Regions from separate parts of the Homo sapiens genome. Here region 1 is linked to region 2. A link is a loop called in an ENCODE intact Hi-C map of the cell type or tissue named here. Cell type or tissue: CD14-positive monocyte. All regions are shown on one strand. Each heading gives the region's core, and the rest is flanking DNA. Links, peaks and the distances in the headings are about the cores only. Region 1 has its middle 46 kb from the start of MIR4433A. Region 2 overlaps LOC100507006 (a long non-coding RNA gene).

Region 1 (4,397 bases), core at 264-4,263, 51 kb before region 2:
AGCGCTCCATTAAGATAAAATATAAAAACAAAGAAAAACAACAAATACTCTCATAGGAGAGGTTGAACAAGAATCAGCAGTATCCTGGGTTTTGAAATGACTGACCAGCTCAAAAGAAGCGAGCATTCAGAACCACGGACAGAGGCATGACCATGCAGGGGCAGCCCCCCACCCCCCAAAATAAAAATGCATTTCACTCATGCCACCCCTAGGATTATCCCCGCTTTACAAATGAAGGAAATAGGCACAGAGAGATTAAGCAGCCGCCCAAGGTCACATTGCTGATAATGAAAGAGGTGGGAATAGAACTCAAATTCACCTGATCTTAAAGCCTATACAATTTTACTGTTGAAGCCAATCTTTCCCCTCCCCTTCCTCCCTATGATGTTTTGATGGGTTTCGTTACAATTTGACCACTCTCCTTAAGACTATTCATTCTGTTAGTCACATTCTCAATTAAAAAAAAAAAAAAGAACTGCATCTGCATCTTGGCTGCTGAAATGGCATTCCAGATTTGAAGCAAGAGAGGCAAGTGCAGGAGGTGCACTGATATCCCTAAGATGTTCCCTTTTTCTTTCTTTGTTCCCCTTTAAGCCTAGAGCTGTGGAAGAAAGGTGGTGTTGGAGACACACAGAGCCACACTATCTTCAGCTTACTGCTTCCAAAATGCTGTTTCAGAGCTGTTCCATCCCCCGCACCTCCCCCTGAACCAGCCAGACGTCCTCCCGCCCACCTGCCATGTGCTGGCCATGTGCAGTTAAGCTGCCTGTCCCTAGCACCTCTCTGGGGTGGCAACAGCTCTATCCTATCAGCGATCAGCTGCAGAAATCCCACTGCTCATCAGCACCCCTGCATCTTGAGCTAGAAATAGCCCTGGAGTCTCCATGTACCATGAAGAGCAGAATAGGGAAGGATGTGGATGATTTTTTTTTTTAAAGCTATCTGGTACTAAATTGTTTTTCTGTTAGGCTGTGTGCATGAGTTCTCTCCAGTGTCAATACAGGCTATCCACATTTGGGCAAAGGAAGCTATACGCTGTCAGCCCATACAGAGAGCTGGGCAGGCAGCCTAACAGCCCAGTTACCTGCTGCTTCATCCTCCATCTTCAGGGTAGCAGAGTGGCTCTTTGCCTCTTGCTGACAGCTTTGATCTTAGATGTCCTCTTACAAATCTTTCCTGCTTTTGCTAGGAGTCACCCTTTGTCACTCTGAGAACTGAATGTGTGGGAGCAGGGCTTAGAGGTGTAGGGGTGTGAAGCGGTAATCACAGTTCACAGAGTGAGGCCATCACACTGGGCAAAACCCCAACCCACAGCTTTCTGATTGAATGCGAAGTGCAGGTGCTCTCCACACTCTCCCTCATTACTTTGTCAGTCTTCTTAAGAACCTGGGGACTTCTCACTGGGCCACCTCTGGTCCTTAGGCCACCTTTGACAGAATCTCTTGCCAGGGTTCATGGCTTAGAAGCAGAGCCTGGCTAGATTTCAGCCCCTACTTGCCCCCTTGGCTGGGTGCCCTTGTGCAAGGCAATCCCACACAGCTATGCATGCAGTCCCTTGTCCTGTTTGTCTACCTCCTCCTGCTGGTGTTGAGATGGTCATTTCTCACATCCTCGTCTGCTTTCCATGCTCTGTTTCCTCGAGGCCAATGAATCAGCTGCATTTTCTGTACTCTCTCTCCTGAGCAGCTTTAATCTAAGAGCTACCAGGAAAGGAGGGTCCCTAGACACCGAGGATCTACACCACAGGGAGGATCCTTGGTTACCGAGTTCTAGTAGCTCAGGCATCTGTTACAGAGCCTGCAGTTGCCACATACTGTGGACCATTCTGGAAGACATAAGCCACATACATTTCCAAATGTATTATTGTCTGATGGTCCTATGAAGATATCTTTTTTGGGGGTAGGCTGTAACATGAGTAAAAACAGAAAGAAAAAAGAAGAAAAACAATAACACCTTGAACAGACTCAAAGCCCTTCATTAATAATTTGTTCACCAAATACGTATTAAGTGCCTATTGTGTGCCAGGAACCCTACCAGGTTCTAGGATACAAGAGTCAACAACAACAACAACAAACCCATGAATCCTGTCCTTATGAAATTGATATAATGGGAGAGAGAGATTAAACAAAAACAAATCCCACAAATGCATACAATTACAAGCTGTAAACGTTCTGTGAATGAGAAGTGCTTACTGCCCTTTGAGGACAGGGAGTGTCTCATCTGTCTTGGCCTCTCTAATGCCTGTTACTCAGTAGGTGCTAAATAAATTTTTGTAGAATCAGTGGGTAGATGGGTGGCTACATGAAATGAAGAATGATTGCACAGCATAAGAATCATCTAAAGGCACATCATCTATAAGAGGTTGTGAGGACTGAGAGCCTTTAGTGCTGAGTAACTTTCTCACCATGGTCATTAATTTTACTTGTAACCTCAGACTATCAAAGCTCTCTGCAGGTCAGCTGTAATTGAGAGTGCTATACAGAGGCCCAGGCATGCAGCATCTCCTCACCAGAACTTGTTTGCTTCTCCCTGAAATTCTTGAACTGGAAGTATCTTCCTGAAAATCAAGTAGTTTTCTTATTTTTATTTTTTAGAGACAGGGTCTTGCTCTGTTGCTCAGGCTAGAGTGCAGTGGGGCAATCATGGCTCACTGCAGCCTCTAACTTCTGGGTTCAAGCCATCCTCCTGCCTCAGCCTCCCATGTAGCTGGGACTACAGAGACCTGCCACCATGCCCAGCTAAAATTAAGTAATTTAAATAGTCCATCAATGAGGTGGAGTAAAACCTGCTGCAGGTGCTGTGGGATTTCTTCCACACTTAGTTTTCATAGCATTCTTTGGGTTTTCCTCTGGGCTTTACAGCATTGTGGTCATCTCTGAAGCTTTGATTTCCTACTCGTCTTGGTTGAAGACATGCACTAAAAAGAACTCAAATAAAAGTGGGAATTATAAGGAAAGAGGTGGGAATCTCATAGGAACCAGTTTAAAAGTAGAGGTGTTATGTACCCTGAAAATATATACATCTATTACTTATTGATAAAACATAAGTAAATAGGCCGGGCATGGTGGCTTATGCCTTTAATCCCAGTACTTTGGGAGGCCAAGGTGGGCAGATCACTTGAGGTCAGGATTTCGAGACAAGCCTGGCCAACCTGGCGAAAGCCCGTCTCTACTAAAAATACAAAAATTAGCCAGGCGTGGTGGCCCACAGCTGTACTCCAGGCGACTCGGGAGGCTGACGCAGGCGAATCGCTTGAACTTGGGAGGCAGAGGTTGCAATGAGCCGAGATCATGCCAGCCTGGGCAACAGAGCAGGATTCCATCTCAAAAAAAGAAAAGAAAAAGAAAAAAAAAAAGAAAGTAAATAAATAAACAACAACAAAAATAACAACAAAAAAAGAAAGAGCATTGTTTCTCCCTCTTTCTCCCTCTCTCTCTTACCCACACTCTGAAACCATGATATTTCTTGTCTTTTCTTTACTCTGCTTTTCTTCCCCATCTTCTCTTCAGCTGACTTTCTCTGCAAGACTCTTGCTTTGGCTCTCCCAAAACTTGGGCTTGTGCAAGGCTCTGGCTTGCCATGGCCCCAGCTCTAGCTTCAATTCCTAAGGACTGGATTAGTCAAGACTCCCCGGGATACAGAGTCAAGACTCTCTGAGTTGATACATACTCAAACCAAACTAGCATCAGCACAAATAAAATAATTCAGGCTGGGCTCGGTGGCTCACGCCTGTAATCCCAGCAATTTGGGAGGCTGAGGCGGGTGGATCATTTGAGGTCAGGAGTTCAAGACCAGCCTGGCCAACATGGTGAAACCCTATCTCTACTAAAAATACAAAAATTAGCCAGGCGTGGTGGTGCATGCCTGTAATCCCAGCTACTCGGGAGGCTGAGGCAGGACAATAGCTTGAGCTTGGGAGGCAGAGGTTGCAGTGAGCTGAGATCACACCACTGCACTCCAGTCTGGGCTACAGAGTGAGACCCTGTCTCAAAAAATAAAATAAAAATAATAAAATAATTCAATCACATAATTGAAAAGTCTGAAGGTACGTAGCTGTAGCCACAACTGAATATTTCATCATTAAATAATATGAGCCATCTCTCTGTGCATGTGCATCTCTCTCTCCATCATTCTCACCCTGCTTTTATTGATATTGCCTGATGGCAACATGGCAGCCAGCAGCTACAGATTTACATTGCTCCTCCTCTCAATTTATAATCCCAGAGGAAGAGAAACCATTTTCCCCAGTAGTTCTGGCTACAATCTAGGGGACTCTGGTTGGCCCAGTTTTGATCATGAGACTACAGTTGAACCAATCACTGAAACCAGAAAAGTGGAGTCCATCAATTGACAAGGACTGTGTCACATGTCTACCTCTGAGATTATTCTAGGGTCAG
Region 2 (4,397 bases), core at 181-4,180:
TTTTAAATGATGTAAAGCAGAGCCTATGTTAGTCCCTCCCATTCTTTTAAACATCTGTGTAAATTATAAACAGTCCCCAACTTGCAGGAATTTCCTTTTTTTGGCATTTGGGATAGTGGAAAAGCCATATGCGTTCAGTAGAAATCATACTTTGAGTGCACATACAGCCATTCTGTTTTTCATTTTCAGTACAGTATTGAATAAATTTCACGAGATACTCAGCACTATTATAGGCTTTGTGTTAAACGATTTTGCACAACTATAGGCTAATGTAAGTGTTCTGAGCACTTTTAATGTAGGATAGGCTAAGCTATGATGTTTAGTAAGTTCCGTGCATTAAATGCATTTTTGACTTAATTTTTTTTCAACTTAAATAGACTTATCAGGACATAGCCCCATTGGGGAGCATTTGGTATTTGCCATAACCATTGGGAGGGTTAGATTGATGCCCTCCAGCCATTGGGAATAGAAAGACAAGCATCTTCCCTGGTGCTGATGTGAGTTTATCACTAGGGAATTGCAACAGCTTTATGAAGCAGTTGTACCTGTTGTCTGATTATTTGGAGACAATGTAGTTGAGCATAAACTGTGGAAATGGGGGATGGGGAAGGGGCCATGGTAATCTGCAGGCCCAGTTCAGGTATTTGGCTACTGGGGTGGAGAGTAGGAGCCCTGTGTATTTGCTGGAGGACTCAGTCAGCCCTGAAGGAAAAGAATGAAAAAGAAATATGTGGGACTGAAGGGAAGTTGGGGAAGCGGTCGAGAACTTGGATGCCTAGATTCTGCCTGGGTGCTCTGGCCGACTGTTGGTGTGGAAGGATGCTTCCAGATAATACAAAGGATAATGCTGCCCAAATAGCCCCTGAGCTAACTCTGGGGCTGTTGTCCCCTGTTCCCTAGAAAGAGGGCTATCAGGAACTAGAAAAGACAACGCCCTCCATTCAGGATGCTAATGAAAGAATCCTTAGGAAGAAAGCTCACTCTCAGAGCAGCATATACAGTCTCAGACAGCAGAGCAGGAGTGGCTCCATTCACAACTGCAAGAAATCTTCCAAGTAAGCGTCCAAAAAGAATGTGCAAGACATACTGCCCTTAGGCCCAGGCAAGAGGGGACCATGCTTTGGAGGACTCCACATGTCACAAACACAAAAAAGACATAATGTTAAAGAACACATGGACAGCTTTGTCCCTCAGCTCTTGCAACTGAGACCCTGACCCTAAACATCAGATCTCCTGACCTTCTCTGTTCAGGCTTCAGGGAAATGTTCCCCACATCTCTTGCCTCACATCCAAATGCCATCAGAGATGTGGATCTTGCTGCTGTGGACTTCAGAGATGGACACTGCTGCAGAGGTTTTATGGGTTTGAGTGGCTAAAACACAAGAGAAGACAACTTGCCCAACCTTTCCTCAGGTACCATGAATGGAATAGACTATTGCATTAAAGATTGCTTTGCAGTAGTGTTCAGAGGCAATTTTCTTGCTTTTTCTAAATATTCCAATTCATGGTTCAAAGAATAGCACATATTTTATAATTTGTTAGCTTGATTCAAAACATTTGAATAACTGTTGATACTTTTCTCTCAAACCCCACAAATGTTAGGGTGGGCCTGCCTGTGAGTCACCCAGGAACCTGTCACAGGACATGGGAAAGAACAGGGTGTGACTGAGATTCTGTTTCCTGGGGATTCATTACCTTTGCATCTATTATCCAATGCTTCTGTGTCCTCTCCCACAGGGTGTGTCTCAAAAAGGCCAGGATTACCAAACAGTGAAACCAAAATTCTCATATTTGGCAAACATTCTCTAATATTGATGTGGATGCCACCAATTAGGCTCATTCAACAGATCAACTCGGAAAGCACATTTGATAGCTGACTTGTTTGAGTAAAGGGAAGATTTTCTCTACCCCTTCTCCCACCCTAATCAATATACACTTCCCTATACCAGGTCTTTTCTATAGAGCTTCTGTGTCCTCCCTTCTGGGGAATGATGGAGAGGGAATCTCCATGTTTTCTCCCTAACTACTTGCTGTTGCTCCTCAAGGGAGGAAGGGCTGAACCAGTTGGCCAGAGCTTAACACTGACTAAGCCCCACTCTTATCTATGGTGGATTACATGTCTCATAATAGGAGGAACAGGCTCCAGCCTATCTAGTTCAAATTCTTCTTGTCCACCCCTGTGCTTCATTTATCCATATAGGAGCAAAACCAGCAAGGTCCTCTCACAAGGGGAGGCCAACCATTCTCTTCCCTGCCCTGTTCAGCCTTGACCTGGGGAGTGAGATGGACTTTGCCTCCACGCAGGTGGCTGGGTTAGTTGGAATCTGTGCTGCAGGCTTAGGCATGTGCCCAAAGACACACTGGACTTTGTGAGTCCTAAAGCAGAGATTTAGGGTCAAAGATGGGAGATCATAGGTCCAAGTCATACTCCCCAGCACAATTTGCCAGAATCCCTGTTTTTTGAAGGTACATTAGACAAAGTGGGCTAAGTAGCTGTGATGGAAGACCCACTAACTCAGAGAATGCAGAAGGTTGCCTCTGTCATATTTTGGTCTTAGATGACTCGCTCAGGGTTGGCAGACAGCTCTGAGCCACATAGTCCTTTGAGAGCTGGTACAGACAGTGTCTCTTGCTATCTTCAACATGCATCTCCCAGGGCTGCTCTATTCCAGCTATCCAGAAAGGGAAAGAGGACAGTCCAGGGCCAGAGATGACTCTTAAGTAAATAGGATGAAAGTTGCCCAAATCAATTCCTCCCAAACTCCAAAGGAGCCTGGGAAATAGAAGCACTGATTCTGGCAGACAGCTAGCATTCTCCACCACAGAGGAGTTACTGAGCCTTTGCAGGATTTAAGTTTAGTCCTTATTCTACAAGAACACATTAAGTGCTTATTTGTTTGTTTGTTTGTTCATGGTCTGGGTAGTTGACTGGCAATAGTTACAAAAACTTCTCAGCCAAAATCACCTGTTACATACAAATTGGTGCAGAACTCACAATCATTAGCTTGCTTCAATTATTTAAGCAGATTCAAAAATTCATTTTGGGATAAAAATAAAGTTATTTTAATAGGACTCATGAAGCCTATCTTGGGGTAGAAGAGGGATGACCCACCACCTGTAAGTTTCCTAAATTAATACATCTTTGTCAGTTTTATTGCCCTTCCTAAAGCTTATCAGTGCCCCTTGAATCAACACTAAGTTTATGACCCCTCCCTGATTAAGCTGTGATACCTTTTAGTTAAGAGACACAGCCTGAAGGATATATTAGTTTCATTCATTTAGGTTCTCCAAACAATAATCCTAACTTTCTATATTTCTAACTTCTCAGCTAAGATAATTGAAAAGCAATATACCTAGGGCATATTGTCTTAGTTCTCCCAACCCCCTCTGCCAAAATAATGGGTGAGTTTTTTTTTTAAGTTAGGTACTTGACATTTGGAAGATTAATTTTTTAAAAATCTATTTAACATCATTTGTTTTCAAAGCTTATCCACTACGATCAAGTAGGCTTTATCCTTGGGAGGCAAGGTTGGTTCAACATATGCAAATCAACAAATGTGATTCATCACACAAACAGAACTAAAGACAAAAACCACACGATTATCTCAATAGATGCAGAAAGGTTTTTAATAAAACATCCCTTCATATTAAAAACTCTCAATAAACTAGGTATTGAAGGAACATATCTCAAAATAATAAGAGCCATATATAACAAACACACAGCCAACATCACATTCAATGGGCAAAAGGCAGAAGCATTCCCCTTGAAAACTGGCACAAGACAAGAATGCCCTCTATCACCACTCCTATTCAACATAGTATTGGAAGTTCTGGCCAGAGCAATCAAGCAAAAGAAATAAATAAAAAGGCATTCAAATATGAAGACAGGAAGTCAAACTATCCCTGTTTGCAGATGACATGATCCTAGATCTAGAAAACCCCATCGTCTCAGCCCAAAAGCTTCTTAAGCTCATAAGCAACTTCAGCAAAGTCTCAGGATACAAAATCGATGTGCAAAAACTGCTAGCATTCCCATATACCAACAACAGTCAAGCCAAGAGCCAAATCACAAACAAACTTTCATTCATGATTGCCATAAAAGGAATAAAATACCTAGGAATACAGCTAACAAGGGAATTGAAAGATCTCCACAAGGAGAATTACAAACCACTGCTCAAAGAAATTACAGATGACACAAATAAATGGAAAAACCTTCCATACTCATGGATAGGAAGAATCAATATCATTAAAAGGGCCATACTGCCCAAAGCAATTTATAGATTCAATGCTATTTCTTTTAAACTACCATTGACATTCTTCACAGAACCATTTTTAAAGACTGTTCTAAACTGTAGAAAAAACTGTTTTAAAATTCATATGGAACAAAAAAAGAGCCT

The links. Hi-C counts contacts between places; a loop is a spot of excess contacts. Peaks named below come from ENCODE experiments on the same cell type or tissue, not always from the same donor. Only the 100,000 strongest peaks of a DNase experiment are listed, where the experiment ranks them.
Region 1: it touches region 2 in a loop (2.1-fold over the local background); 4 of 110 quality-filtered maps call a loop at or near these places.

The regions. Positions count from the first base shown.
Region 1 is chr2:64,292,656-64,297,052 of GRCh38, reverse strand. No RefSeq gene overlaps it. Among named protein-coding and RNA genes, the nearest start is that of MIR4433A, 46 kb to the left of the region's middle. In CD14-positive monocyte, for the core only: no CTCF peak of the experiment used is centred there; no DNase peak of the experiment used is centred there.
Region 2 is chr2:64,241,543-64,245,939 of GRCh38, reverse strand. All of the region lies in intron 2 of LOC100507006 (a long non-coding RNA gene), which reads right to left. Among named protein-coding and RNA genes, the nearest start is that of LINC00309, 38 kb to the right of the region's middle. In CD14-positive monocyte, for the core only: no CTCF peak of the experiment used is centred there; a DNase peak (open chromatin) is centred at 1,699.